Linked DNA regions of Mus musculus: region 2 is linked to region 1. A link is a loop called in an ENCODE intact Hi-C map of the cell type or tissue named here. Cell type or tissue: heart. All regions are shown on one strand. Each heading gives the region's core, and the rest is flanking DNA. Links, peaks and the distances in the headings are about the cores only. Region 1 overlaps Lrrc8d (leucine rich repeat containing 8D). Region 2 holds the start of Lrrc8d (leucine rich repeat containing 8D).

Evidence for each region. Peaks named below come from ENCODE experiments on the same cell type or tissue, not always from the same donor. Only the 100,000 strongest peaks of a DNase experiment are listed, where the experiment ranks them.
Region 2: a loop joins it to region 1, with 1.8 times the contacts of the local background. A loop is called at or near these places in 9 of 42 quality-filtered maps.

What each region holds. Positions count from the first base shown.
Region 1 is chr5:105,738,410-105,754,244 of GRCm38, forward strand. All of the region lies in intron 2 of Lrrc8d (leucine rich repeat containing 8D), which reads left to right. Among named protein-coding and RNA genes, the nearest start is that of Gm42166, 42 kb to the left of the region's middle. In heart, for the core only: no CTCF peak of the experiment used is centred there; a DNase peak (open chromatin) is centred at 7,142.
Region 2 is chr5:105,684,206-105,700,040 of GRCm38, forward strand. It overlaps Gm42166, which reads right to left. Exons shown (of 2, transcript XM_017321263.2): 2 at 12,824-15,835. The coding sequence ends at 15,683. Lrrc8d (leucine rich repeat containing 8D) reads left to right here and starts at 15,764. Exons shown (of 3, transcript NM_001122768.1): 1 at 15,764-15,835. In heart, for the core only: a CTCF peak has its summit at 7,627 (motif pointing right); no DNase peak of the experiment used is centred there; H3K27ac peaks cover 686 bases; H3K27me3 peaks cover 537 bases.

The sequences.
Region 1 (15,835 bases), core at 4,098-12,097:
TTTTTTAAACAGTTATGCACAAGCATTTTTACTGGATTATAATACATGCTTGTGCTAATGTTATTAGGGATTGTATAAAATGTCAATTTTTAATCTCTACCAATGCCCCATAATGACTTACTTGCTTTTGGGGAAAACAGTCTCATTTGCTATGCACACCAGGCTGGCCTTGGACTCACAGAGATCCACCTACCTCTGCCTCCTGAGTGCTGAGATTAAAGGCCAGCATGCCTCACATCACGTAGTGTCTTAGTTTTCCTTTTACATTTTCATGCAGGTGTGTGTGAGCATTTCTCCTGCAGGTGTGTGTGTGTGAGCATTTCTCACGCAGGTGTGTGTGAGCATGTCTCCCCACCATTGCCTCGGCTTGCTGACCCTCCCCATTGGTGCCGTTCATTGCTGTGGATAGCTGTTGTTCTTCTTCCACGTCATTAGTGTACAGTGATTTTATGACTAGGAACCATTATGACTTATCTCGCTAGCGGGTTTCCTGTGGTTACTAAGTGGGTAGGTTCTAACTGGCCCTCATAGTTTAACTTTTTCTTTTGGGGATCACTGTTGAAGATGAGATTTCTTTATTGATTGCCTTCTCTGAGTATCTTTTCATGTCTTTGGCATGTCTCCTCTTTTCTGTTGACTCTCCCCTTTCCTTGAAAGTATTTTTTATAGAGTATGTGTGTTTGTGTCTGTGAATAGGTACCTGCACATGACACATTACTTTCTAGAACTGTATCTACTTATATGGAATATTCTGGAATCTTATCCTTTAATGGCAACTTACTTTTAGATTATTTAAACAGTTAACTGGAAACAAGGTTAGCTCCGAAGCCAGGGTTTTGTGCCTCACCAATTTAATGTACAACAAAGAGGAAAATATCACCCAGCAATGAAAAGGCGTCCTTGAAGGCTAGAGGCTAGTTCAAGTCTAACCTGGGCTATGTTGGAAGACCCTGACTCAAAAGAACTAAACCCAAACTGTACAACTTGTAAGTAGGATTATATACTTTTATTATTTCCCTCTCCCCTTCTTGTGCGAGATTGCGTGTGTGCGTGCATGCGTGCATGCATGCATGCACACACACATATAGGGACTCATAGCTAAGCATGGTAGCACACACCCTTAATCCTAGCACTTGAGAGACAGAGCCAGGTGGGAGAGACAGAGCCAGGTAGATCTCCTGAATTTGGGCCAGCCTGGTCTACTGAATGAGTTGCAGGATAGCCAAGGCTATGAAGAGAAACCCTGTCTCAAAATAAGTGAAAGAATGAATGAATAACTCCGACCTTAAGCTTAATATGTGGCTGAATATGATCCTCCTGCCCACGTACTTGGAGTGCTAGGGTTACAGATGATGTCATCCAGCGTAGTTTAGCATGAACCCATTTTGATACTTTTTGTTCTTTTAAGATTTATTTACTTATTTTATGCATATGAGTACACTGTAACTATCTTCAGACACACCAGAAGAGGTCATTGGATTCCGTTAAGATGGTTGTGAGCCACTATGTGGTTGCTGGAAACTGAACTCGGAACCTGGAAGAGCAGTCAGTGCTCTTAACAGCTAAGCCATCTCTCCAGTCCCCCATTTTGATACTTTTAAAGGGTCACATTTTGAGGGTCAGCATTACTTTACCATCTAATACAGTTCTGCAGTTCTCATCCTGTGGCCGTGGTGGGTTCTGCTCAGTTGACTTACTTGTGTGTACCTGGGCCTTCGACACACTGTTTCATTGTTGCCGGTACATTTATATAACTTAATCTTGTTTACATAATTATCATACTAATGTAAGTTAAGGAGTTCACAAATGGTTTAATTAGATTTTTTTTTTTTGTGATAATGGGGATCAGACCTAGAGTTTCCCATGTGATCGCAAGCCTTCTCCCTCGGAATTACACACCCAGCCGTGAGATTATTTTATAGCTGACTTCTTGCCCTTGTCTGCGTGACTTAAGTCTTTTATTTTATTATATTTTACTTGTGACACGCTCTGCTGTATCCCCAGCTAGTCTCTAGCTTGTAGCCAGTGATAAATTCGGACTTGTAATTCCCATCCCCACCTCCTCAGTGCCGGGATTAGAGACGTGTTTCACCACACCTGGCTCGTGCAGTGCTGGAGATCAAACCCAGGGCTTTGCACATGCTAGCCAGACACTGGGCCAATTAAGCTGTGGCCACAGCTGCCGCTGTAATTCTTTATACACATAAGCACACTTTGTAAATGTGTCTACTGATGTGGAACATGCTGTAGTTCTCATTCGAAGGCAGCTTGCTTTCAGCCTCTTTATGTTCCTGCCTGCCTGCTGGCAGCATGGCTTTCTTTACTCTGGTCCTCATTGCAGGGCGGTGGTGTCTTTGGTTAGAGGTTTCTCTTTCTTGTTCAGTGCTCTATGTGAGCTTGGGTGGTTTTAAATGTTTTATGAGGTATGATATGGTAATACTTGGGCATACCTTTGAAAGCCTGTTAATTATAGATGTCTCTTTATTACCGGGGAAACTGCATCAGTTTCAATCTGCTCTACTCCAACTTTCCCCTGCTCCAGTGCATTCTCAGGACACAGGGTCTCATTTCTGCAACTTATATTACACTGAGAACTACATTATGTCATTTTATTGAGTACTGCATTATGTTACATTAAGTAAGCTTTTGCATTCTGGGCAAAATAAATGAACATTGCTTAGATTTTTATTATAAATAAACTTGCGATCACGGAGTAAATACATTTGGTCTCAGTGAATATTTCGGGACAGGGTATCATAGTCCAAAGATGGTGGTGTCCTTTCCCGTCTGGTTTAGGAGCATGTAGATGATGGGCCGTGGTTTTTTGGTTTTGTTTGTTTGAGACAGGGTCTCACCACATACCTCTGGCTGTCCTGGAACTCACTATGTAGATACTAGGCTGGCCTCGAATTTCGGAGAGATCCACGTTTGTACCTTCCAAGTGGTGGGATTAAAGGCACGACATGCCGCCATGCCTGGCCTTACTTAGGTTTCACTTTTATAGCACAGTCTTGTGTAGCCCAGGCTGGCCTCAGACTCATTATGTATCTGAAGATGACCTTGAACCTCTGATCCTTATGCCTTCATCTCTCCAAGTCTGGGATTACAGTTGTCTGTCACCATGCCTGGCTAGTGCTGTGCTAGGGTGTGAACACCTTTATGCTTTTTTTTTTTTTTTTTTTTAATGCCAAGCAAATACATCTTCAACCCTCCATTGTAGTTCTTAAGAGAGAGCTTGATATTTATTTAATTACTGATGATCACTAAGCTTGTATTAAGTCTGATGAAATGAGGTGTCTGTCCCGCCTCCAGAACCTCCTTCCACAGATGAACCCGACCTCTGTGCTGTTCCAGTTGCTCTCCCGACTGCCATGCTTTAAACAGAATCTCACCTGTTTGACTTACTACTTATGGAGGACTTGATCAGCGGTCCCTTTTTTTTTTTTTTTTTTTTTGTTCTGGTTCTTCTGGGCTACCCTCAGCAGCCATCAGACCCACCTTTCCTATTAAACTCTCCCCTGTCATTATCCTAATACGATTGGCATTCAAGCTACGTCACTACGATATTTGCCAAGCTCCAAACAGTGAAGTCTCAGGTCCCTTTCTGCCTTCCTAGTTCTTGTGTTAGGTTTGGAGGGTGCGCTGGAGAATGGGCAAGTGCCTGGACTCAGGACAGGCACAGAAACGACTGCCTAAAGTTCAGCTCACAAGGTGGACAGTGCAGCAATAACCAAAACTCGAGCATTAAAGACAACATGGGTAGAATACACCAGGACAGGAGACGGAGAGTAAGACGCAAAGAAGCCGATTTTGTGTCTTCCCGTTTTGTGAGGAAAAGAATTGCTGGTGTTTGGTGTGAATGTAAGTTACCAAGCTGAGGAGGAAAAAGCTGTCCTAATGGAAGCCGCAGCCACGGTTTAGAGACGGAGAAGCCAGTGTGACTGTGACACAGGCAGGGTTGCTGGGATGAGTGATGGGAATGTGGAGGAAAAGCGGAGGTGCCTCTGTGTAGCTTGCATCCAGGGTCCTCTGTGATAGCCTGGAAATGTGGGCTTTATCCCAATGGGGTCATGCAGTCTCAGGACTTAAGAAACACTCAATTTCCTTTCTCAGGTGTGGGGACTAGACCCAGAAATCCCGTGGTTCTGCCGTGGTCCGCAGTGACCCAGCTGAGACTTTGTGCTCTGCAGCTGAAGTGACAGGAGACAGAAAGGAGATAGTTATGGGCAAGACTTGGTGTCTGGTTAGGTAGAAAGTGGGAGGGGAGTCAGGAAGGAAACAGAAGAGCTAAGGGGAGAGTTTCCTGGTTGGCCATTGCCTCTGGGCTGTCCTTAGGAAGGACGGAAAGCCATAGGACAGGTTTGGAGAGGATACTGAGTTTGTTTAGAAAACTTCCTGACACTCATTTGTATACTTGGCAGGGGTGGGGGTCACATGGTCCACAGAATACATGCACAGGTCAAGGGACAACTGGCAGGCATCAGTTCCGTCCTACCGTCTAACACGTTCTGGGAGGTGGGAGGGTGGGGTGAACTGTTTGTGAGTATTGGCAGCGTGTGCCCTTACTTCTCACCCACTGAGCCATCATGGTGGTCCTTTGAGTCTGTGTGAAGTGAAGATGGAGTGTCTGTAGGGCACCGAGAAGTGTGGGCCCTAGGAGGAATGTGAAGACAAGGCCAGGCACACACGGCTGGATCAGCCTAGCCACAGATGTAATTGACATCCTCCAGGCATGGCCAATGGATCAAAGACAGAGTGAGCAAACAGAAAGGAGTTAGTCACCTAATCCTTCCAGTCACCTGCGTGGGAGAATTACTGCTGTTGTCCTTTTCATACGTGGTAAGGAGCCAAGTCGCCAGGTATTCAGTCGGTGCTTAGATCCTGTCAGGGGAAGAGAAGAGGATCTGAGAAGCCGGGTGGAGGGGGTGGGAGGCTGGCTGTGTGTACAGGCACATCCTGTTTATGGAGCACGTGATGATGATTGGCACTTGTCTTTTGTGTGTGTGTGTTTGTTTGTTTGTTTTTGAGGCAGGAGCTCACTCTATTTCTGACTAGTATTAGACTCCATATGTAAACCAGGCGCTGGCTCTAACTTGTAGAGATGTGCCTGCCTCGTCCTCCTGAGTGCTGGGATTAAAGGTGTGGATGGTTAACCCTTATGGTGGATTAATTGATTGAGAAGTGATTAAAGGGTAGGAAAGGGAATAATTTACAGAAAAAGTTTTGAGAAAGCATGGGGCAGAGGAGGGCACGCTCGGGAGTCTAGGGGCAGGGGAGGGCATGTACAGGTGTACGGGGAAGAGGGGAGGGCACGTTCAGGAGTACTCATGTGCATGGTGGAGTTGACCTAGAAGGCAGTCAGGACAATTCCTTGACAGGATGAGAACTCCATGTGAACGTGGGGGAATGGCCAGGTAGGTGGGTAGGAGTGGGAAGGACGCTGAGGAATTTACTCCTGTTGCTGGTAGATTATTAGCAAGGGGACAGATTTGCTGTTAGGGTCTTTGAGACAGACATTCAGAGGTTACCTCAGTAATAGGCGCCACACTGGATCGGGAGAAGCCAGAGTCATACATTTGTTTTTTTTACACTTGTTTATTATGTGTCTGTTGGGGTACACTATGGAGGTCAGGGGACAACTTAAGGGAGCTAGTTCTCTTCTTCTGCGTATGTCTGCAGCTGAGGTCTTCAGGCTTGGTGGCCATCTTGCTGTCTTAGCTAGGGTTTTACTGCTGTGAACAGACACTGACCAGGGCAAATCTTATAAGGGATAACATTTAATTGGGGCTGGCTTACAGGTTCAGAGGTTCAGTCCATTATCATCAAGGCAGGAGCATGGCAGCGTTCAGGCAGGCATGGTGCAGGAGGAGCTGACAGCTCTACAATTTCATCTGAAGTCAAACAGGAGAAGACTGGCTTCCAGGCAGCTAGGATGAGGGTCTTAAAGCCCACACCCACAGTGACGCACCTAGTCCAACAAGGCCACACCCACTCCAACAGGGCCACACCTCCAAAGAGTGCGGAGGCTCCCTGGGCTAAGCATATACAAACCCAATATGCTGCTGATTGTGAAGTTTGTTGTCCTGGTTGAGTGTTGTAACATTGTAAACTTATGACTAGGACCCTGTGGCCTTGCCTGAGCGTTGAGTTGGTGACAGGAGGATGTGGAGGAGGTAGGGAGCTGGAGACTGACTGTTAAGGGGTTGGGGTGCCAGCTATAGGGGAGTCATTCACCCCAAGAGGCCTCAGTTTTCCTGTCTAGTAATGGGGGAAATTAAAATTTATGTCTTCTCGCATCTCCCGCAGCTCTTGGGACTGCAGGGAGACTTGTGCACCATTTGACAAAAATTAGTGGCTCAGATCAAGAGAAGCTGCTGTACACGGTAGCTCCTGGGCCTATGTCTTTAGGGGGTTGGCCGCATGAGATCGGGTGGGGCGGGTAACTTGTTTGTGGTCCTGGGCGTCAGTTGGGGAGAGGTCAGAGCCAGGGAAGGAGACAGGCAGAAGGGAGAAGCAATGGATGTTATCTGTTCCTCTTGTGTGACATTGTCCGCTCTGGAGCCACCTCTTAAGTATGGGGCTGGTCCCCTAAGGCCCCGAGGCGTGGCTGGCATTACAAGGTGAACCCAGGTCTGGTTAAGTGGCTTCGGAGATTATTGTAATAACTTAACAAGCTACGAAGGTGATAGGACACTCTTTTTTACAAGTAAGCCTCTAATCTTTCTCTAGGCTCTTAGAGAGCCAGGAACCTGGGTACTTCCGTCCCCCTGCATTTTGCTGTTATACAACTCAGTGCTTGGAAAATTCTTCACAGGAAGAAGAAACAGGGTGTAACAGACTCAGTGAAATGTGTTTTATTTCTTACAAAATTCACCCATTTAAGGCTGAGAAGCCGATTCCATCGCCACGCCTCTTCTCTAGTTTCTCAGAGCCTTTCCCCTCATAATTAAATATTCTTCAAAGTGAGGCAGAAGTTGAAAGAATGAAAACCATTTCGTCTTGAACTTAGGCCGTAGTCTCTGAATGCATTCTCCCATTTCCTGAGGAACAACAGGAAGAGTACACTTCCTCAAAATAAACCCAGTAGCCCGAGTGTGAACTCAGGGCCGTGGAGATCAAAGATTCCAGCACCTCGCCCAGTGGGAGCTTTCCAGTCGCTTCTGTGACCTCAGAGAGTCAAGTCTGATACCATCCACGGTCGCTGTGGAGGTTTTAGCTTAGCATGAAGTGTGAGAATGCGCACGTGGCGTGTGTGTGTGTGTGTGTGTGTGTGTGTGTGTGTGTGTGTGAGTGTGAGAGGGGAGAGAGTGTGTGTGTGTGTGTGTGTGTGTGTGAGAGAGAGAGAGAGAGTGTGTGTATGTGTGAGTGTGTGTGTGTGTGCGTGAGTGTGTGTGTGTGTGAGAGAGAGAGACCTGGACATGCCTTGAGTGTTCTTGAGCTGTTCTTGGCTTCAGTGTCCTCCCTCCTGTGTCCTGGAGTCTAAGATGTAGTTGATTAGTATGCATGCTCAATGGGCACCCGACATCACAGTTGGGGAGACAGAGCACCATCTGCCTTTCTGCCTTGGGGTTTGAATCAGATTGGCCCCATAGCCCCATATAGTTCACTGTTCATTCAGTAGAAGGGCTAGGAGGTGTGGCCTTTTGGAAGAACTGTGTCACTAGGGGTGGGCTTTGATGTTTCACAAGCCTATGTGTGCCAGACCAGTGTGTCTCTGTGTATCTGTCTGTCTGCCTGTCTGCTTATGGATCTTTAGCTCTCAGCTACCTCTCCAGCTCCATGCTCTCTGCCGTGATGATCGAGGACTAACCCTCTGATACTGTAAGCCAGCCTGTAATTAAATGCTTTCTGTTCTGAGAGTTGCCTTAGTCATGGTGTCTCTCCACAGCACTAGAACAGTGACTAAGAAGACACGCATCTATTTGGAGGTAAACTCTGTAGCCCAGGAAGCTGTTTCATGCTGTTCTGGTAGAAAAGGGTCAGCAGCTCACACACTGAGCTCCGTTGAGGATGAAGCCTCTGACAGTAATTATATATGAGTCTGTCTGTCTGTCTGTCTGGCTGTCTGTCTACTTTAGGTGGGAATAGGATGTTTATTGATACTTATTTCCAGAGATAGGATTCCACATGTAGTTCTCTGTCCTGTCCTTGGTGTACAATAGGCCAATTTATTTTGTATAATTAGCACCTTTGTAGGGTTATACTTTCAACAAACTAAATTCCCCCCACCAACCACACCCCAGCACCACTTGTCTCTTAAGAAAAGGCAGAGAGAGCCAGGCAGTGGTGGCGCACGCCTATAACCCTTGACTTGGGAGGCAGAGGCAGGATGATCTCGGAGTTGGAGGCCAGCCTGTTAGACTGAGAATCCCTGTCTCGAAAAATAAACATAAAAAACGGGGGGGGGGGGGGGGGAGGGAGGAGGGAAGGTGAGAGGAGAAGAAAAGAAAGAGAAAAAGAGAGGATAAAAAGAGCGGGCACAGCTCAGCAGTGGTGCAGCACAGGTGTCGCCTGCAGGCGGCCCGGCTCCATCCCAAGCACGGAGAGCAAACGTGGACACAGGTGACGGCAGACCCCAGAGCAGCCCAAAGCTGTTCTGTTTCTCGGTCTCTTTACTTTTGACCCAAGTCTTTGTATTTAGTGGGTTTCTTATGTAGAGTTTTCCCCTACCTTACCAGTACATAGTTTGAAGCATACCCAAGTCTTTCACATTGAATGGGCTCAGTGATGAAGGGTAGTGCTTGCCATGTTAGAAGTTGCTCTTTAGTTGTTGCCTTGGACCTTGGCTACCCCTTGGCTGACTTACGTGGTTTTTGTTTATTTGATGGTTTTGTTGTTTCTCACTATATTGTTCAGGTGGGCGTCCACGCCCTCTCAGTTCTCAGGTGTGTGGGTGCTCACTCTCAGTCCTTAGGTGGGTGCTTACTCTCAGTCCTCAAGTGGGCATTTGCTCACTCTCAGTCCTCAGGTGGGTGCTTACTCTCAGTCCTCAGGTGGGTGCTCACTCTCAGTCCTCAAGTGGGTGTCTGTTCACTCTCAGTCCTCAGGTGGGTGTCTGCTCACTCTCAGTCCTCAAGTGGGTGCTTACTCTTGTTCCTCAAGTGAGTGCTTACTCTCAGTCCTCAAGTGGGTGCTTACTCTCAGTTCTCAGGTGGGTGCTTACTCTCAGTTCTCAGGTGGGTGCTTACTCTCAGTTCTCAGGTGGGTGCTCACTCTCAGTCCTCAGGTGGGTGCTCACTCTCAGTCCTCAGGCCTCTGCTCACTCTCACAGTCCTCTGTTCTGACTGTCTCTGGGATTACAAACACACATGGCCATACTTAACCATACTTTCTTTTAAAAAGCACTTAGTGATTACTTTAGAGTTTATAACTGACGCCACCACCTTAATGATAATAATAATAATAATTCTCCCTCTTCCTCTTCCTCTTCCTCTTCTTCCTCCCCTACTTCCTCCCCTCCTCCTCCTCATTATTATCAGGGACATGCACAGCTTTAGGATTGACCTGACTGGGACCAGGGAATGACGGACACACACATGTACAGAAAAGCTGGGATCTGGCGGGCCCTGCGTTCTTGATGGAGATTCATTAGCAGCCCAGAAACTCAGTAGTTGTTAATATAAGCTGAAGGAGGATGAGGTTAGCTCATCTCCAGAGGGTCCCTGGAGAGGAGCAGTCTTAAGCTTTAGTCCTCCTGGAGGAGGAGGAGGAGGAGGAGGGTTGGTACTTCTCTGAAAACCGTCAACATCTGTAGTTGGAGCAGGCCTTGCCATTCCCCTCAGCCTGACTGGTGGAAGTCTCTTCTGTTGATTGGTTTAATGCATTAGGGTCTTTCACTCATGTCACATACGCATGCTCATTCTCACAGGGTACTCTCATTGCGCACAAGTGCATATGCACACATGTATGCCCCGGTGCATGGATGAGAGTCAGGGTGATCATTTAGAGTCGGTTCTCTTCTTAGACCTTCACACAAGTTCTGCAGCGCAAACTCAGGTCATCAGGCTCATGTAGCAAGTGCTGTCCCTACTGCACCATCTTGCTGGCCATCAACTTCTGCTTTGTTTGTTTTTTGAGACAGGGTTTCTCCTTGTAGCCCTGGCTGTCCTAGAACTCACTCTGTAGACCAGGCTAGCCTTAAACTCATAGATTCTTCTGCTTCCCGAGTGCTGGGATTAAAGGCACGTGTCACCACCGCCTGACTAACTTCTGCTTTAAAATAAATAAATAAAATAAAATAAAATAAAATTGGGGGCTGGAGAGCTGTCTCAGTGATTAAGAGCACTGACTGCTCTTCCAGAGGACCTGAGTTGACCAGCAACCACATGGTGGCTCACAGCTACCTGTAATGGAATCTGATTCCCTCTTCTGAAAGTAGAACACTCATATACATAGAATGCATAAATACATAAAGACAATTACATATGTGATAATGCATAGAATAAAATTAAAAAGCTGTCCATGAATATAGTAAGAATATTGTTGCTTGGTGGTAAGATGATAGATAGTTCTTAGATTTATTTTCACTTTTAATTTTATGTATGTGTGTATATATATATATATATGTATATATACACACATACATACACGTATATCATATTATATAATACATATTATATATTGCATAATAATACATGGTATATTGTATATAAGTATATTATAATATATAAAAATATATCTCATATATATATATGCATGTGAATGCTGATGCCCTGGAAGACCAGAGATGTCACATCCCCAGGCTCTGAAGTTGCAGGTGTTGCCCAACATGGGTGCTGGGAACTGAACCCTGTTCCTTGGCAAGAGAAATCTCCTCTCTGAACAACCGGAGCCATCTCTCTAGCCCTCTAGACTTCTGCTTTAAAAAAAAAAAAAAAAAAAAAAGCTTCCTGTATTATCGGAGTTTTAGACATAATCAGTGTCACATTTATTACCAGAATGAACCAGATTCATTTCACTTTGAGAAGACGAGGTAAACCAGAATCAAGTAAACTGAGACTCTGCTTGGCTCTAAATATACGCCCTGCCTTTGGCATGTGGGGTGCGCACAGGGTCTCAGGCCACCTCCACTTTCTGGACAGGAAGATGACAGAGTTGGTTGCCTCTCGTTGTTATCACTCCTGTTCCTTCTCAGTCTATATAGTGAGAAGGAGCCCAGTAGGCTGTGGGAATCTGTGCACTCTTCGCAGATCTGTCTGTCTGTCTGTCTGTCTGTCTCTGTCTCTCCCTCTCTCCCTCTACCTCCCTCTCTCCCTCTCTCTCTCAGAATGGCACAGAACTGCCTTGTGACTCTTTCCCGTCTTTTGAAAAATAATGAGAGCCGAGAATGATAACGTTTGCTGCCTTAAAAACGTAACCTTTCACATACAATGTCTAACTGTTTAGTTTTGTTTATAAATGTGCAGCTCTTGGGTTGGTGGGACATGAACCTGCTGAAGGAGTCAGGTTTGGGGGCATCACCTGTGAAAGGCATGGCTGGTAATGACTAATATAAGGCTGTCTAGATAGTAGGAAAATAAAAATATTTGAGAAAATCATGATGGCTGCCATTGTGTGTGTGTTTATTCTCCCTTCTGGATTTATTTGGGTTCCTAATAGAAGACAAATCCAAACTCAGGTTTGGGGAAGTTAGCATGGTGTAATACCAATAGATTGATGGTCTCCGTTTACTGCCATTGTTACTGTTTTTGAAGTATTGCAGATTGACTCTAAGGCCTCATCCGTGACAGACAGCTACATACTATACCTATAGCCTGGGCTTACATATATGGATAATTGCTATTCAAGGGATTGTGAGCAAAATGGCACCATTTTCCAGTAAAATACTTTACAGCAGATGTTTTACAGGTATATGAGCCCTTGGGATACTTCAAGAGAATATTGAAATGTTAACGAGGTTTTGTTATTTGTAATAAAATCCTCTCATACCATTCGGTAGATATTGAGGGTAAGGGGAGTGAATTTGACTTCGTTTTCATACTCGGTCCTGAATAGAGATAGCATTTGTGGGAGGGTTGAATTACCAGAGGGATACGGGAGAGGGTTCTAGGCCTTGCTCCTGCCTCAGTTTACCTTTGGGGCTGTGAGGCTGTGCTGTCATTGGTTTCTCCCCTGTTTTTAACCTGCTGTTTGCAGCTGTGATGGGCTGTGAGTGAGGGGAAAATGACCTGTTGTTATGTTAAATGCAGAGGAAGAGAATAATCTGCAGAGAGCTCTCACAACCAAAGAGCAAGAGCTTGATGGCTTTGCTTTTGTATATGCGAAGGTAATGCTTTAATGACCACTCTGGGGAGAAGATTGGCAGGCGCTCATTTCAGAGTAGTCTTTCATGGGCTACCTCATGGTTGCCTCCCTGCCTGTTCTAATCCTTTGCTCTTTGAAGGAAGACATCTTGTGGTCCAAATTGCCACATTCGCCCAGTGTGAGCCCTAGATGTAAGTGGAATAGCACATTGTGAAAACCAGAGTGAGAAATTCTGAAATGACTGAGATGACCTCGGCGGAAGGGTGGCAGGTCCTCCAGATTGTATCCAGAATAGTGACTTTAATATTCTTTTTATAAAAACTTCATTCACATCCAGCGCAATAAAATAAGATATTTTAGGTAGTTTCAGAATTAGACTTCTTTGCCATTTTCAGTGTTAACTCATAATTCGTGTATTTGGAAGAGCAGACGTTTTACAGCTTCTAAATATATAGTCTCCCAAGTTTTAGTCTTGCTTTGTGGACGAGCCCAGCACATTGGGGTCACTCATTAGCCAAACTTTCCATTTGTGCACTGATGGTGGGCAGTCAAACTTACAGACGCGGTGCTTCAGGCAGGCCTATACCCCACCAGAAACGTGCAATTTAAGCTTTTCTAGAAGACATCAGAACCTCTGCCTCCTTTAATCTCTCTTTAGTCAGAAACATTATGAATTAAAGCTTTTATGGTAAAACTTAAAAGATTTTTTTCCTTTGGTTTTATTTGTTTGTTTGTTTTTTCGAGACAGGGTTTCTCTCTGTAGCCTTGGCTGTCCTGGAACTCACTCTGTAGACCAGGCTGGCCTCGAATTCAGAAATCCATCTGCCTCTGCCTCCCAAGTGCTGGGATTAAAGGCGTGCGCCACCACTGCCCAGCAAAACTTAAAAGATTAACACAGATTTGGCTCTAGCTTGTCTGTCCCTCCCTCGTGAAATGATTGACAGACAAGCTAGCCTCCCCTCCCTCTCCTTTCCCTGTGAGTTCCCAACTCCAGAACGCTTTCCTTACTTTGCTGGACAACTCCAGTTATTTGGCTTTTACTTTTGAGATACAGTCTTACTCTGTAGACCAGGCTAGCCTCAAATTCAGAAACCCACCTGCCTCTTAGGGGTTAAAGGTGTCTGCCCTCCTCTACCCATAGCAGTTTGTTTACAGTTGTTCGATTAGATTTTCTTTGAAATTCTTTCAATACTCCTCATTTTTCCTTTTGAAGTTACATTGGAGAACCTCATCCGCCACAGATGATCTTCTGCGGGAAGGCAGGTGAGGAACAGAGAGAAAGGAAACGGACCCCTAAGCCTTAGCCCTTCTGATGAACGGGGAAAGTGCGGGTGCCTTTGGCGGATCTATAAAGCTCTGTGCAGTTACCCCTTCCACATGGCTTTGGGATGCTGAAGTTTCTGATCCTGCACCCCTTTCCCTGAATGCTTTTTTCCACAGTCTGTTACTATTTTGAGATTAATACTTGCTTTTCAAGAATATGTACCTCAAAGTGACAGTGTTGCTTAAGGACATTTCAGAGATTCTTGGATATTCTGTCCTAATTCCAAACGAAAATCCACGTGACGGTCTTAATAAAACTCAAGCTGGAAACAGCCATTTTTATTTTGTTTTGTTTTGTTTTTGTTTTGTTTTTCGAGACAGGGTTCCTCTGTGTAGCCCTGGCTGTCCTGGAACTCACTTTGTAGAACAGGCTGGCCTCAAACTCAGAAATCCACCTGGGGCTGGTGAGATGGCTCAGTGGGTAAGAGCACCCGACTGCTCTTCCGAAGGTCCAGAGTTCAAATCCCAGCAACCACATGGTGGCTCACAACCATCCGTAAGGAGATCTGACTCCCTCTTCTGGAATGTCTGAAGACAGCTACAATGCACTTACATATAATAAATAAATAAATCTTTAAAAAAATAAAAATTAAAAAAAAAAAAAAGAAATCCGCCTGCCTCTGCCTCCCAAGTACTGGGATTAAAGGTGTGCGCCACCACCGCCCGGCGGGAACAGCCATTTTTAAAACCTAACATTCTAACAGGATAACATTCAAAGATAGATGAGGGTGATACATGCTGAGTGATGGTAGGAAATACGAGAAGTCCCAGCTGGCTTCTGTGCCTCCAGCATTGTCTCTGTAAGGGCAGACAGCTCCATGTGTGCACAGTAGAGACACTGCAGTTCATAACATGACAGCCGCTGAGGGGCGTTTCAGTCAGTGGTTGCTGGCCTTGCACAGTGTGACAGACAGCCTATGTACTGCAAATGCAGTACAAAATGGGCACGTTCAGATCCACCGAAACCGTCACAGGAATGGATACTTTTTTTTTTTTTTGAATTTTCTGTCATTGCTAAAGCCAAATTTCTTGTGGCCCTTACATTCACTCACCTAACCGCATGGTGGGGTCGATTCAGAAACCCAGAAGGAAGCAAACTAACAGGTACATTGTAGCAACTTGTTGCTCCAACTGGAGGAGATCCCGAAAGAGTTCTAGAGCCTGAGCCCCCTTGTAATTTCTGCCCTCTTTAACAGTCTTTACTGTCTGTCATGAGGAAGCGGGTGTGGCCTGGAAGGTCCTGGAGCCAGCCTTCCTACTCCTGCCTTCTACTGGCTAAGCTGTTTTTTTCCTATGATTTCATGGGTGACATATTTGAAGCCATGTTTCTTTTTGGTTTTCATAAAAGTTTGCTGTTTCAAAATAAGAATTTTCATTTGGTTCTTTTTTGCAGCAACATAATAAATACTCATTTAATGAAAATATAGGAGATGAAGCAATTGAGAGAAATTGCATCGCAGGGTGCAGTGTGTAAATAGGTGTATGTATGTGTGTGGGGGGTGCCGAGGGCGAGAATAGCCTCCGGGGCTCTTGCCTGCCTGCCTGCCTAATTTGTAATCTGGATACCTGGATTATTATTGAAGGTCTCCTGTCTCTCGCTGCTATTGGTTTTTAGAATGACCCTATTTCCTTTCTCTTCTTCTTTTACTTAGCCCACGAAGACTAAGCCTGTCCATTTGAGAAATGTCTGTTACAGACCAGGCCAGACATGAATCTCTGTTCATGTGATGTTTTCTGGGGTCTGTGTTAGTTTAATTTTTTCCCCTTGTTTTTCTGCACTTTGGTATGAAGATGCTGTGTTTATGAAGAGAGCCTCGGTGTCTTTCATGTATTATGCATTCTTAAACCAATCCCAGCCAGCTCTGACCCTTTGAGATTTTAAAACTGCTTTGTTCCGGTTTCTGCGAATTTTTGAAATATTAAAAAAAATGTTCTTGAGGGGATGGGTCATGGGAAAAATTTTTCAGGGTCGTTTCTTCTTAGAAAACTGTAATTTTGCATAGAGAGGTTTTATTCAGGGTTCAATTCTGCCAGGTGCACGCCGCCTTGAACTTGAGCCCCCCAGCTTGTTTGGTATTTAATTCTCTGTTTTTTGGAGACAAAGCCTCTTGAGTTAACTGCCTTCAGTTCTTCCCGTTGTCCCATCAAAGAAAGGTCTGAAAGCCTGGGTTTGTGTTGGAGCCACATGTCAATACATGAGGATCAAAAGATTCTTCTGTTCTGTTTTTTTGTCTTTGAACCAGGACTTTCCAGAAAGAACACAGACTTG
Region 2 (15,835 bases), core at 3,906-11,905, 54 kb before region 1:
CAAACAAGGGCTGTGACCCAGGAGACCTTACCCTGACAGATGAGGAAACAGAGGTCTAGACAGGTTAAATATGTCAGGGAGATTCCAGCACCAATAAACACATGAGCAACACCAAGTGAGCTGACCTCCCTGGGTGTGGTGTGCCTGCCTTTCACCCTAGCACCTAGGAGACAGAGCCAAGAGAATCTCTACAAGCTCCAGGCCTGTTAGAGATAAGCTGTGAGACCTTATTTACAAGCAAACAACAAAACAAAGCCAGCAACAACTGGGTGTGCTGACACAAGTCTTTATGCCCAGCACTTAGGAGACAGAAGCAGGTTGGTCACTGTTAGGTCCAGGTCATTCAGGTATACAAAGGGAGTTACAAGCCAGCAGGAATACACAGTGAGACCCTGCCTACAAACAACAAAAACAAAAATAAATAAACAACAGCAACAACAAGAAGCCGTTTTGTGGGGCTAGGGATGTAGCTCAGTTGGCAGGGTAACTGTCTAGCATGCATGGAACACTGGGTTCCACTCCCAGACTCCCAAAAGCCAGGCGTGGTGGGGTAAGCCTGTCCTCCCAACACTTGGGAGATGGAGGCAGGAAGTTCAAGGTCTTCTGTGTGGATTACATGATACCCTGCCCCAAAATGCTGTCTTTCATATTATGTATAAAACAGAGCTTTTAAAAATATTATTATTATTATTATTATTATTATTACCACCATTATTATTATTTAGCACTCCTAAGGACAGTTTCCTTGTAAATCAGAGTCTTCACGCTCACATTTACATTTAGATTAAGTCATTGAAGCATTCAACACTAGAGGGCGCACCACGAGAAGGCTGGCTGCAGAGACGCCCAGAAAGCCTGCCAGTGCAGCTAGACACCTGGCAACGCAAGGATGAAACAGGAAATGAGCAATAAAAATCTACAGATAGCATCTCCAGGCCAAATGTCACGGGCTGCTTGATGGGTTACGAACCAGTGCTCGCCACTCACCCACCCCCACCTCATCACCACCCCACCCCCATCCCCACCCCACCCTTACCCCAGCTCCACACCAGCCCCACACCAGCCCCACCCTAGTAATGGAATGACCTTTCCCATTTAGTCTCAGATCTCAGTAAAACAGGACTGGTATAATTATCTCCGCTTTATAGATTAAGAAACTGGGCTGAAGAGATGGCTCAGCGGTTAAGAGCACTGACTGCTCTTCCAGAAGTCCGAGTTCAAATTCCAGCAACCACATTGGCTCACAACCATCTGTAATGAGATCTGAGGCCCTCTTCTGGTGGGTCTGAAGACAGCTACAATGTACTTACATATCATTCATAAATAAATAAATAAATAAATAAATAAATAAAATTTTAAAAAATCTTTGGGCCGGAACGAGTGGGACCGGAGGTGGGGGGTGGGGGAAGGAAGAAACTGAAGTTATACTAAAAGCGAGCGATGGCGATGTTTTCAAAGTCCTAAGTACAGGAGCATTTTACTGTCTGCCTTCTTCAAATGGCATGGATAGTTGATGTTTGAGTCAGTGTCTTCATTTGCAGAACTCTTTAAGATTCTTACATCGAGCCAGGCAGTGGTGGCACATGCCTTTAATCCCAGCACTTGAGAGGCAGAGGCAGGCGGATTTCTGAGTTCGAGGCCAGTCTGGTCTACAGAGTGAGTTCCAGGATAGCCAGGGCTACACAGAGAAACCCTGTCTCGAGAAAAAAAAAAAAAAAAAAAAAAAAAAAAAAAAAAAAAGATTCTTACATCGAAACTCCCTTGTTCCGCATCCTTGACTCCTGGCTGGCCAGTCTCCCTGCAGTCACAGTCACAAATACCTTTCTGGATTTCTCTCTTGCTCCATTCCACACTTGCTAACTGGAAGTGCCTTCCCCCTTCTCTTGCCATTTCTGAGGCCAGTGAGCTCCCCTCCCCCACCCCACGGCCACCCCACCCAAGGTCTTCTTAGCACTCCTCTGTGTGTCTTTAGAGGACTCTGTATTGACCCTGACTCCTAGGGCTTCCTATGCTGCAAGGGGAGCTCCTAAATGCTGCCTCACACTGGCTCATAATTCTTTGCAGGGGTCAGAAACACCTCAAGTCCTATTTGTAGGCGCCAAGCCCTATACACAGTGTGATCCCAAGGCTGGGTTAATATCCGGTTCATTTATTAAGCATCCTGAGTGGTTATCATGATTACGGTGTGGGTAGCTGGTGAGCTCTGAGTCCGGGTGCCTCTGCTTGCATTCATTTGAATGAGTTCACACTTCTGTATTACGCCATCCACCCAGATTTGCATTTGTTACTGCTACTTCAAACATTTTCTCAGGATGCTTCATTTCTACACATTTGTTTCTCAAAAGTGGCAGCTGTAGGACTGGGGATGCGGTTGAAAGGTGGCTCGCCTAGAGGGCACAAGGCTCTAACCACCCCCACCCCCACCCCGATTTAGGTGAAAGCCTATAATCCTAGCACTTAGGAGGTAGAAACAGGAAAACAAAAAACCAACGCCATTTTTGGCTGTGTAGTGAGTCTAGAGCCAGCCTAGGATACAGGATTCCCTTTTTAAAAGCTGAACTATCTTGATTTATATAAGCACGGAAAGTGTGCCACCCTGTGGTCAGGAGTCAGGGTGGGACCCCCAGAGGAGCTGTGACGTCATAGCTATTTCACCACCTTCATTTTCCCTGTCGATCTAGTGTTGTTGAACTGGACACATATTTCTTTTCGTCCTTGGATGTGACTGATGCTATGCTAGACCCTGGAGAATCAGAATGCATATGGAAGTGGGTTCACTGACAAAGCAGGTGCCTGGTGTGTGTCCTGGTTTGGATCCCTAACGTTAAAGAAAAATAATCAAAAGCCACATCCAGTTCCTGAAACTGAACCTGTAATGGTTACGACGGAGCCATCTCAAGATCCCTATGTCGGTGTGTTTAACTGTTAGCAAGAAAGAAGAAATGATTCCATCCCACTCTTGGGAGAATTCAAATGACTCTGGATCTTATCATTGGTACATTGTGCGAGGATGTAGCTTGGTCAATAGAGTGCTTGCTTAGCATACGGGAAGTCCATGTTTGATCTCCACATTGTGTGTTGTGTCTGTAAAAAGGCCTTGGGAAGCCCTGAAGGATGATGGGACAAAGCCAGGCTGTAGATTTCACAAAGCGTCTGCTGGGCCACCTTAGCCCCTTGCTAATGATGCTACCGAGAGTCAGCGAGTTTCCAGGTGGACTGATACCAAGGCCACCCTGGAGACCGTGCGGATGGTGCTCCGGGCCGGGCCTCTCCTGAGCACGTTGCTCATGTTATTGAGCTCTCCCCAATGTCAAGCACCAGTCATTTCCATTTTACTGCTGAAGAACCTACTCATAATGCTAAATGTCTGTGCCCCGCCCCCAGTTCATACATGAAGCCCTAATCCCCAGCGTGGTGTAGCAGCTTTGGAGAAGGAATCTCTATCAGAATAACTGAGGCTAAATAAGGCGGTTAGGGTAGGACTAGTGCCCTAAGATGAGGCATCGCAGAATGCCTCATGGTCAAAGGCCATGTGGGGACACAGGGAAAAGCAAACAACAGCAACCTAAGGGTAAAGATGTCACAAGACAGTGAGCCTTCTAGCAGGTTGATCTTGGACTTCACCTCCAAAACTTCAAGACAGCCAATGTCTGCTGTCAGAGCAGCCTTGTTTACAGCTTTCCGTCCTAGCACCCGGAGTTAATTATAATTTAACCAGGGGAGGGTCCTTTGCCTGACACAGATAACAAGTGCTCTACCCAGGACTTGCACTTAGGACTGCTAGTGAGTAAATAAGATAATGCAGATAAGTTGAAGCCGAGGCAGGAGGATTGCCAGACTGAAGCTATATAGCAAAATCCTTTCTCAAAATCAAAGTAAAAGAGCCAAAAAATAAAAATAAAATAAAATGACAAACACACACAGATTCATTAGCACACCAATTTATACTGGATACCATTTGTTACTTTCAAGTTCTAGAACGTAGGTGCTCAACCACAGAGGATGCATAAAGAAAATATGCTCTGTGTACACAGTGGGATTTTTTTTTTTAAAACCAAAAAGAAGAAAAAACTTAAAGATGGAGAGTAAGCTCAGCAGTAAAGGGCACTTGCTGTTCTTCCAGAGACTGAGTTTGGCTCCCAACACCCGCACCAGGCAGCTTACAGCTCCTGTAAGTACAGAGGACCCAACTCCTTCTTCTGGTCTCCATGGATATCTGACCTCAACTCACTTGCATGTAAACACACACACACACACAACACACACACACACACACACACACACACACACACACACATACACACACACAAATACATGTAATTTTTGGTTATTTTGGCTTTTGTTTGCTTGTTTTCTGTGTGTGGCTTTATTTTTATTTTATTTTATTTTATTTTATTTTATTTTATTTTATTTTATTTTATTGAGATAGTATCTCTCTATGTAGCCCTGGTTGTCCTAGAACCTGATATGTAAACCAGGCTATTATCAAACTCACAGAGATCTGCCTGCCTACCAAGTACCAGGATTAAACCACCCTGGCTCACGTTTTTTTAAAAAGAGAATCTGGATACTTATAACTGTCTAGAGGGACAAGAGGACACATGGGTTGGAGAAACAGCAGGATGACAGAATATGGGTCAGAATATGTTCAATGTACAGTAAACACTTGGATGAAAACTTTAAAATTAATTTAATTAAAAAAACACTCCAAGGGCCTGGAGAGATGGCTCAGTGGTTAAGAGTACTGGCTGCTCTTCTAGAGGTCCTGAGTTCAATTCCCAGAAACCACATGGTGGCTCACAACCATCTGTAAGAGGATCTCATGCCCTTTTCTGGTGTACATAGAAATAATCTCTCTCTCTCTCTCTCCATATATATACATACACATACATATATACATATGTATACATACACACATATATGTGTGTATATATATATATGTATATGTGTGTGTATATATATATATGTATATATATATATATATAGAGAGAGAGAGAGAGACAGACAGACAGACAGACAGACAGTATCAATAAATCCTGGCAAGGTATGATAAATTATCAGAACTTAAAATGGTTTCTAATATACCCACTTAAGTCTAAAGTCGCACCTATAAGATTGTACCTGTTGGGGTGAATTATTCTGCAAGCCATCAAGGGGCCCATAGCACAAGCCAGAGGCAAAAGAAAGCACACTTGACTCCAGTCCCAAGTGGCTACAGCTCCTACCTTCTGCTTTCAGAGACTCAGAAGCCAGCTCCCCTGACACTGAGGCCTTTGTGCAACCAGAGTCTCCTGGGGCTCCAAAGACTCCCAGGCTCGCAGTTGGGTCCCCAGACTGGCACATGCATCCCCCTATCCCATCTGTCAAGGGGCTGCCCCGGTTTTAGTCTGTCTCTGCCTATCCATGACCTGCTAGGATAACACTGCTTGCTCTCTGGTAAGGAGGGCAGGGATTGACTAGATCTTGGGTCACAGAAGTTATCACTGGACACTTGCAAACTCTGCACAACAGCTCTGTCATAACTGTGCTTCAAGGAGGAAAACCCTGGACCTAGGGGGCTGGTGGGGTTGGCATCACTACCGAGGCCTTGGTGACAATTGTCAGAGGAGAGCTGGATCATATGCACATTCGAGCCCACTCAGGCCGAGTGCCCTGGGTTCACGCCCTGGTGCACTATACCCACAAAGGCCTGGGGATGTGTCTCAGTTTGTAAGTGCTTGCTAGTATTCGGAGTCCTAGGTTTGATCATCAGCACTGTAGAAAACGGCATGGGGGCACACACCTGTGATCTCAGCACAGAGTGCAGGACAGGTAAGGGGGTCAGAAGTCCCATCCTTTACTACGTGTGGAATTTAAGGCCTGCTTGGGGAACATGAGAACTAGTCTGGGAGGGAGAGATGAGGGAAGGGAAGGGGGCAGGAGGGGAGAAGAGGAGAGGAGAGAGGGAGAAGAGAGGAGAGGAAAGAGGGAGAAAAGAAGAAAGAGGGAGAAGAGAGGAGAGGAGAGAGAGAGAGAAGAGAAAGAAGAGAGACAGAGAGGAGAGAAAGAAGACAGAAGAGAAAACAGAGGAGAGGAGAGGAGAGGAGGGGAGGGGAGAGGAGAGGAGAGGAGAGGAGAGGAGAGGAGAGGAGAGGAGAGGAGAGGAGAGGAGAGGAGAGGAGAGGAGAGAAACCAGCTTCTCAGTGTGACCCTGGAAGCAGTACTCTCCCCTTTGTGTGTGTGTGTGTGTGGTCTTTGTCCCACCCAGCAGGTGTGAATGTCCTTTATGAAGCTGTCACAGACCTCATCCTCACTTCTTCCTGATAGCACTAAGCTTCTAGGACTTGTTCTTAGGTTATTTTTAGCTTGTCCTTTCTTTTTAAAAATTACACCAGAGAAGCTTAATCAGTCCCATTTGGTTTTGTGCAGAGAAAGAAAATTTGCAGACATTATCCAAGAACTGCTACAGAACATGAAGGCTGGCTGGCAGGCCTACTCAGGCAGCCTTCTCCCTCATTGTCGTCGGTGCAATAGTTTATTTTTGGGTGGCGGCCTCCACACATCACACTCATGCCACACAGGGGTTCATTGTGAATCTAAAAGAAACTCAAGATGTAGGTGAGGGAGTCAGGGAAGTCAGTCCCAGCTTCAGATGGCAACTGAAGGGGGGAAGAGCCCAGCACTGGGAATTAGCACTGGGAATTCGTGGCCACCCTAGGCAGCTTCAAGCACCCCACACCTGCACACTTCCCATTCTTCATCTCCACAGCTGGTCAGCCACCAGCAGGCATGGAAGGAGGCCAATGGAAGAGACAACTGGCACCTCGGACTTTTGTTCACTTACCACGTGATCCTCACATATCTAAACCACCCCTGACATCACCAACAAAGCAAACAAGAGAAAGAGTTTAAGTGCTCTTACAAAGGGTAAGACACTGTGACAATAAACACTACAGGGCCCCATCCACCCAAACTCTGGAATTCACCCTGGTCAAAGCGGAGTGCCTCAGGATCCAAGTCATGAACTGCGCTGTTTGCCAGGATGGCTTGGGCACTTGTTCTCTGGACTTCAGCTGAAGTACCATCCAGGTCCTGCCGGGTAAGTCACTACAGCCCAGTTGCTGTTCATGCTTAGACTGCCAATCATTTCAAAGTCCTCTGGCCACTCTTGCCATTGGCATATCCCCGTCCTTAATGGGGCCTGAAGTTGCTGACTGCAGTGTGTGATATTCAGATAGTGTGTATCTGCTTGTGGTGTGTGTGAGGTCTAGCGAGAGGGGGAGGGTAGGCTGGAATATACAGCCCATCTTCCCAGAACCAGGCTGGCATTAAAACTCGGCCAGCCAGCAGGATTTGTCTTCAGAATCCACACTATTCTGAGCATTCCTGTGCAGAAGATGGGGGTGCTCACCACAGGGGCCTGAAGGGCTGCCCGGTCATCTCACTTAAAAGAAATGACTTTCAGAATGCTGAGAAATAAAGGAGACATTTGTGAGGGACAGCACCCGTTTTAAAGTTTGTGCCTGGAAGACAGAGCTTTTCTGATGGAGTGTATGAAGTACGAATGGCTGATGCATACAACTCTTTTCTTTTTTAAAAAAGATTTATTGTTATATGTAAGTACACTGTAGTTGTCCTCAGACATACCAGAAGAGGGCGCCAGATCCCATTACGGATGGTTGTGAGCCACCATGTAGTTGCTGGCATTTGAACTCAGGACCTTCGGAAGAACAGTCATTGCTCTTAAATACTGAGCCATCTCTCCAGCCCATATACAACTCTTTCAACTATTCGAGAGTAGATGAGATTAGGGTAGTAATATTTTTTTCTGAGTTGCCTCTCACGTCTAGGGCTCATAACGGAAAAAGGCAAAAAAGTGTATTTAGACTTTTGGTGATTAATTAAACAGTTAAAGCAACAAGAAAACAACACAAACCCCTGGGCCTGGAGAGGGACGGAGCTCAGTTGGTAAAGTGCTAGCCTAGCACACACCAAACCCTGGATTTGGTCCCCAGAACTTTGTGAACTAGATGTGGTAGGGTACACCTCCCAGGACTGGGGGAGAAGAGGCTGAAAGATCACAATCACAAGTCCTTTTTGTCCATGTGGGGAGTTCAAGGCCAGCCAGATATCTGTAAGTCTTTGTCTTGGGGGCAGGGGTAGGGGTGGGGAGCAGAAAAGAACTAAAAATGTGTGTCCTGTAGATCAAGTTTCAAGAGCCAACACAGGGCAACACTGAACCCAAACTCTGTTTCCCTAGATTCCTACTCAGTCCACATAAGAGTCATGTGACCTCACGGGTGTGGGAATCCCCCTACCAGCCCCCCTCCCCAAAAAATTCTGTAGTGGGTCCCATGGATCGTTGATCTCATTCAACTCACCCCAAAGAGTATCTATAGAGTAGCATAGGATTCCATAGGTTGGGGGCCAAGTCCCCAGGCTGCCTCAGATGCCAGTATCGAGTCTCAGGTTGTAGCCCATGCTTCTAATCGAGCATCTACAGGCTGGGACCCCATAATCCCCTCTTGAGTTTAATTTGCCAGGACTCGTGGATCTTGGGAATGTACTTAGTGGTGCATTGTGGAGAAAATCATGTAACAACAGAGATTCATGAGGTGGAGCAGGGAAGTACCGGGTCAGAACTTCTAGACCTCTGTAGCCATGCCGGCTTGATCTGAGAGTTGAATATTTCTTTGGGGTGGAGGGTGGCTTGAGACTCTATTCACACACGTTTGTGGTTCAGTCATTGATCATTAGGGGGTATGTCACCTCCAGCTTCAGTCACAGGCATCAGGGAAAATGAAGACCGGAGTTCCAGCCCTCTTTCTTCCAGGTGACCAGCTCCTGTTTGGAAAGCTACTTAAAAACTACCAGTGGTCAGTTCACATCTCAGCACAGGCACAGAAGGAATGAAAGCCAACAACAATCCGTGGCTTCCACGAATTCTAAAGCTGCGGGATGTGCGACAGGACATGAGGCCAAAGATGAAATCCCTATTTTGTAATATCATGCAGGTGGCTATCCTAGGCTATGACGGACTTCCAGGAAAAGGGTCTCTGGGCCTTTCTCCTGTGTGAGTGGTTTAGACTCCTCTTTAGCTCCTCCTTAAGGCCTTGGTAAGACCATGTCTTTAACTCCTTAAGACCCTACTAGGGTCTTCCAGAGAGCTAGACACAATGGGTCACAGACATGTGTATAGATTAGGTAGTGCATAAGATAAGAGATGGCAAATACAGACAGATGATATAAACACACAGATGAGAGCATGAGGGAGTATATTATGGGAGTTGGTGCATGTGATGATGGAGTGGGAGTTGGTGCATGTGATGATGGAGGCTGAAGAGCCTCATGCACCAGTTCTGAACAGGAGAAGGACACGGGATCCACATGTAATTGGTCTGAGTCTAAAGGTTCCAGGTGTCACATGACACTATTCCTGGGGAGATGTGCATACATGTCTACTCATCCCAGATAGGAGGTTGCTAACAGACCACAGTAAGGACACCAGCAAAGTCCACATTGGTGAAGCAGTAAGTTTTATTGAGGTGTCCTCACAGAAATATGAGGCATTACCTACAGAAGCAGAAATGACTCAGAGGCAGCTGCATCACCAAAGACCACCCCAGCATGAGTGGCAGGTCACAGAAGCTGGGAATCTGGAGCCCAGTGTAGAGCCTGCAGGAAGCTCAGCTGGGTGGCAAGTGGCCTTCTCGTGTGACTTGGTTGGTTTAAACCTCTTCCAGGAGGCTGGGCTGGTTTCCGAGTCTTCCAGGTCTGATCTCTGAGTCTTCTCAGCATCTTGGCTGGTCTGAGACGGGACTCTTTATTGCTTGTGTTGGGAGGGGGGTGCCCAGTGACCCTGGACTGCTAGAAGCTATTCTGAGTGTTTACCTTCTGGTTAAAGGGGCTTCCTGGTAGGAGGGAGTATTTCTAGGAGGAAACTTTGACACAACAAGGGATGGTACATGAGGTCAGTGGGGTATCTGAGGAAGTGCTGCCGGACACTCTGAGAAATGCTTTGTCAATTGTGTCACTGCACAAAGTGAGGTTTGTTCTGAGCTAAAATGCCTATAGGCGATAAAGTCTCAGGGAGAGGCTATTATTCATTCAGTGTGCTGTTGCTACTTTACAGCAAAAGACTAGTTAGAAGGCTGAGGTAGGAGTGTGTGTGTGTGTGTGTGTGTGTGTGTCCATGTGTGTGGTGGTGGGGAGAGAATATCTGTTGCTGTGACAAGGACCTGAGAATTTTGAAGGAGGAGAGATTTGTTTTGGCTCAGGGTTATAGACATGCACGCCACGGTCATGTGGATCTACTGCTGTGGGCTGGTGATGAAACAGAGCATCATGGGAAAGTACGCATAGTAGAACAGAGCATCATGGGATAGCAGGGATAGGAGAACAGAGGAGCATCATGGGATAGTAGAACATAGCTATTTACCTCACAGGTGCTGGAGGTGGGTAGAGGGACGGTAAGGAAGCCAAGATACTCCACAAGTGAATGTCCCCCAGTGACCTACTTCCTCCAACAATGACCCATCTGTTAAAGTCCCCACAAGCCTCCCAGAAGAATGTCACCAGCTGCAGACCACGGCCTCAGTGCATGAGCCTGTGTGGAACTCTTCATATTCAAGCCATGACAAGAACTAACAGATTTCCTGACTCTTTAGATATCAGTGAGAGAAAATGTCAAGAATGCCTTCAGAGCATCCAGTCCATGCAGCACCGAGGGCCGACTTACCATTTACTGAGGAGAAGTGTAAGAAAGCCCAGAGGAGGAACAGGCTCTGAAGGGAAACCAAATGCGAGGTTCTGGTCATTTAAGTTTGCGCTAGTTTCAGGGAAAAAAAAATCAAGAGAAAAATGGGTAGGATTGGGTACAAAGAATCTCTTGAGGCATTCAGATGCAAATTCGAGAAGAGAAATGGGTAGAGGATGTCATGAGGAAAATTTTTATGCCCTGAACTGATGCACAAGTGCCCACTCTTTTTTTTTTTTTAGATTTATTTATTTATTATATGTAAGTACACTGTAGCTGTCTTCAGACACACCAGAAGAGGGAGTCAGATCTCATTACAAATGGTTGTGAGCCACCATGTGGTTGCTGGGATTTGAACTCTGGACCTTCGGAAGAGCAGTCAGGTGCTCTTACCCACTGAGCCATCTCACCAGCCCCACAAGTGCCCATTCTTACTGAAAGCCCCTCTAGTCTCTTGCCCTACATCCCACCCAGTCTCAGGGGACATCTGTGACCAGGATCACCTTTCTGCTCTTTTTCCCCTCTCCACTCCAGTTCTGCCACCACTCCACCATTTTTTTTTTTTTTTTTTTTTTTTTTTTAGCTAGGATTGTAGCAGGCAGGAAGTCAGAGCCTGCATGGACAGATCTGCAGGTGTCTGAACTTGTTGTTTTTTGATTTGTTGTTTTCCCGTTAATTTATTGAAATGGTATATTTACTTCTGGGCTACAATTTAAGAAGTGCCTGTTTGGGCTGGAGTGATGGCTCAGAGGTTAAGAGCAATGGCTACTCTTCCAGAGGTCCTGAGTTCAATTTCCAATTTCCAGCAACCACATGGTGGCTCATGACCAACTATAATGAGATCTGGTGCCCTCTTCTGATCCACAGGCATGCATATGTGAAGGCAAAATACTGTATACATAATAAATAAATCTTTTTTAAAAAGTGCCTGCTTGAGCCGGGCGTGGTGGCACATGCCTTTAATCCCAGCACTCGGGAGGCAGAGGCAGGCAGATTTCTGAGTTCGAGGCCAGCCTGGTCTACAAAGTGAGTTCCAGAACAGCCAGGGCTACACAGAGAAACCATGTCTCGAAAAACAAAACAAAACAAAACAAAATGAAAGAAAAAAGAAAAGAAAAAGTGCCTGCTTACCTTGATAGGCTGGCTGAAACCTGCCAATCTTGGAATCCCTCTGAGAAGGGTGCAAATCCACTTCTCATTCTCTCTGGCTAAGACACATGTCTTAGTCTTTCTGGTTTCAATTTCAACACACTCTTTCTAACTATAGCAGTCTGGCAACGTGTTACATCATAGGAAGTTACCCAACATGGTCCACCCAGGCCCGCTTCCTTTCCGCCCGTCATACTCTGGCCTCCATCTCTGAACCGTCCTCAGCTGTGAAGATGGGAGCGGATTTGCCACCTACTGCAAGGCTAAGGGTTTATTTATATAAACCTAAGAAGTGAGATGCTTAAATCCACTTAAAGAGAAGATAAGAAGAAAGAAGAACCACCTCAAACAAGTAGAGGCGGAGATAAAGCAAGGAGTGGTGGCACTGACCTTCTGTCCTGCCACTAGGGAGACTTGTATGGGAGGATCAAAAGACGAAGGCCACCGTTGGCTACATCGGAAGTTCCAGGTCGGCATGGGCTACCTGCAACCACCTCAGGCACTCCGGATGAGGTCTTGCTTTACCATTGGCTGAGGCTAAGCTCACAGTGCGTGATGGTAGCATCTCTATGTCTGCACGGTGGTTTCCTTCGCACATTAGCAGTGCTGTAAGAAGACTCACAACAGGGCAGACATTTTGTCATACTTCTGCTATGTAGAAATATGTATACTAGATGACACCTATGTTCTAGGTTCCTGGCTAAGCCCTTCCACACATTTTCTCACTGTCATAAATCACATTCCTGCCATGGTCTATGCTGTTTACATCTGAACACCCAAGTGTAACCAGATTCGGCCCTTTTTCCCCGGGGGCGGGGGGGGGGTGGGGGTGTTGTTTTTCCAGCATATCTGGGACAAATCTGTAAAGTTTGATTTCCACATACATTAAAAAGATATGCTTATAGATCATTAGTATGTCTATGGCCTATCATGTTAGGTTTTTTTTTTTTTTTACTTGATAATGGAAAAATAATGTAAAAATCTCACCTCTAAGGAGCAGGACACCTTTCTGGTTAGAAGGTCAGTAGGACTGAGAGTCTGCAGGCATACTATAGTATAGGTAAGGACAAATTATAATTAAAACACAGGGGGAAGATGTGCATGGAGCAGCAGGCTTATGATGACTATACAGTCTCTCTCTGAGACAATGTTGCATGTATCCTAGGCTTTCATCAAATTTGTTGCATAGCCAAGAATGACCTCCTATTTCTGATTCTCCAGTTTTCTGCCACACAAATGCTAGAAGTACAGGCATGTGCCACCATACCTGGAGTACTGTGTATTTGAGATCAAGTCCCAAACTTCCTGCATGCTAGTTAAACACTCTACCAATTAAGCTGTGTCTCCAGGTGCCACGTGTTAAATACTTTTCACACATATAACTTTTGCATATATGTACTGAAAGCAAAAATTCCTAGATGTGGAGTTGTGCATTCAAAAATGTTCACATGAAGTTAATCCCAGCAGCTGGGAGGCAGAGATAGGCAGATCTCTGTGAATTCCAGGACAGGCAGTGCTGTTTAACCTGTCTCAAACACAACAAAAAACATGGGGCTGGAGAGATGGTTCAGTGGCTAAGAGCACTGACTGCTCTTCTACAGGTCATGAGTTCAAATCCCAGCAACCACATGGTGGCTCATAACCATCTGATGCCCTCTTCCGGTGCATCTGAAGACAGTTACAGTGTACTTAGATATAATAAATAAAACTAAAAAAACCATAAAAAAAACAAAAAGTGTCCACATTGAGGGTCTGAGGAGATGGCTCAGTGCCTGCTCACAGAGGACCAGAGTTTGATTCCCAGCACCTACACCAGGCAGCTCACAGCTCGGGCCTCCAGGGGCATTTGCTTCACTTGTGTAAAAGTACACACAGACTGCACAACGCACATAATTAAATATCAATCTTTAAATCTTTTTTTTTTCCTCACGTTTTGGCTGGGCATGGTGACTCACTTTCCTGCAACTTCAGCAAGAGCTGGAGGTGAAATCAGGAGTTCAAGGTCAGCCTGGCCTTCAGGGGACCTGGTCTCAAAAAGAAAACACAATTTCCAAATTGTATTTCAGAAGAATTTGTCAAACTTGATCTCACATTCAGCATGTGACAATGTGTTCTCTCTCTGTGGTGTGCACACAGGCTGGCTGATCAGTTCTTTGCTTTCTCTATTTATACCAATATTTGGAGGGGGTTGGGGGGCTTGGGTGAGAGTGTTTTTTGAAACAGGACCTCATGTCACCCATGCTGGCCTCAAACTGGTTATGTAGCTGAGGGTAATCTTGATCCTTCTCCTGACTCCAGTCTAGTGCTGAGATTTTGTTTGGTTGGTTTTTCGAGAGAGGGTTTCTCTGTATAGCCCTGGCTGCCCTGGAACTCACTCTGTAGACCAAGCTGGCCTCGATCTCAAGAAATCCGCCTGCCTCTGCCTCACAAATGCTGGGATTAAAGGTGTGAGCCACCACTGCCTGGCCTACCTTTTAATTTATACCAATAATAAAACCATAAAAAAACCACAAACCTCTAGAATCAGCTTGAAAAAAAAAAAAGATGATAGAAAAAGCAAGTGGTGGTTCTGCAAAGGGAGAAACTTTTCTAAACTGATTTTAACAGCAGGACATTTTTCATCCAGCCGTCCCACCATTAGTTGTCAGGAGCATGAAAACCTCTAACCTCCTAGATCAGCAAACCCAGGGCTGTAATTACATCACCTGCCACACACTGGCTGCCCACGCACTTCCTCCTTGGCAGGGTGTAGGGAATTGGAGAGGCTGCAGTCCGGGAGGGTCCGGGAAGCAAACAAAAGGCTGAGGTTCCATCTAAAACTGCCTGGGGCTGCTCAGCGGGAGGGTGTTGGCCCTCAAGGCCTGGCCTCTTCTTCCATGTCTGGGCGGCCTACTTCTACCTTTTAGGGGCCACTGTCACCATCTGGGAGCCCAGAAAAACATTTTCCTTTTTGCCTCTCTCTGTAGGATCCTGGCCTTCTTTAAGAGCGTTGGATGATAAATGAATCTGGAGGGCATCTTTTTGGGCATGAGTTCCCAGAAGCGTGAGGTTTCAGATGAAAGGAGATACTGAAGTATGGGGAGGAATCGTTTGTTTTGATTGAACTAAAATAATTACCCTGACTGACTTGGTGTCCTGGCCCTCATCTCTCCACAGAGGAAAAAAAAAAAAAAAGAACACTAAGGAAACTTCACCCGCACGGCAACAAAAACACACCGGAAAGCTATCGAGTTGGGAAACTTTTTTTAGAACAACTTCCCAAGTGCCTGTTTCGTACGCACGACGTTTTTGGCTTAAACGACTGGGACCAGGGAGGTCCCGATTCAGCTGAAAATAAAACGTACGAGATAAGGCATTGTTAGCAGAGAAATCTGTTTGCGCAGACATTAAGTTAGGTGCACGAGCCCTGAATCCCAGGTAATTGCTTTTTCCCAGTTGGAAGGCACTGGATGACTTTTTAATGCCTACCCCGCACCCGTTCTCCCAATCTCAACGATCAGCTTTTAGTGGTCAGAACAGCCTCCTGAAACTGCAACACAGACGAAGCTTCCCGGCCCAGCCCGGTTGCTTCAAGGGAACAGACAGCCTGGCACCATGCCCTGCCCAGGTGCGCTTGAAAGAGATAAGCTCTGCGCCTCCGGCGACGTTCGGCGGCCATTCTTCTCCGCCTCGTGCACCTGCTGAGCTTCAAGCAGCCAGCCCAGAATCCCGGTCACCTCCCGGCCACCCAGCCCCTCGGGTCAGCCGGACCGACCCCCTAGGCAGGCGCGGCGGGGTGCGCGGGCCCAGAGCAGGCAATCACATGGAGGCCCGGGCCCGCCCCATTGGCTGCGACCCGGCCAGTCGCGGCGCTCGCAGGCTGCGGTTGGTCCCAGAGCTGCGGCGCCTGCACGGGCCTGGAGTCCATGTTACGCTTTGTCTAATTCCCCTCGTTACAGAGTCATGTGCTGC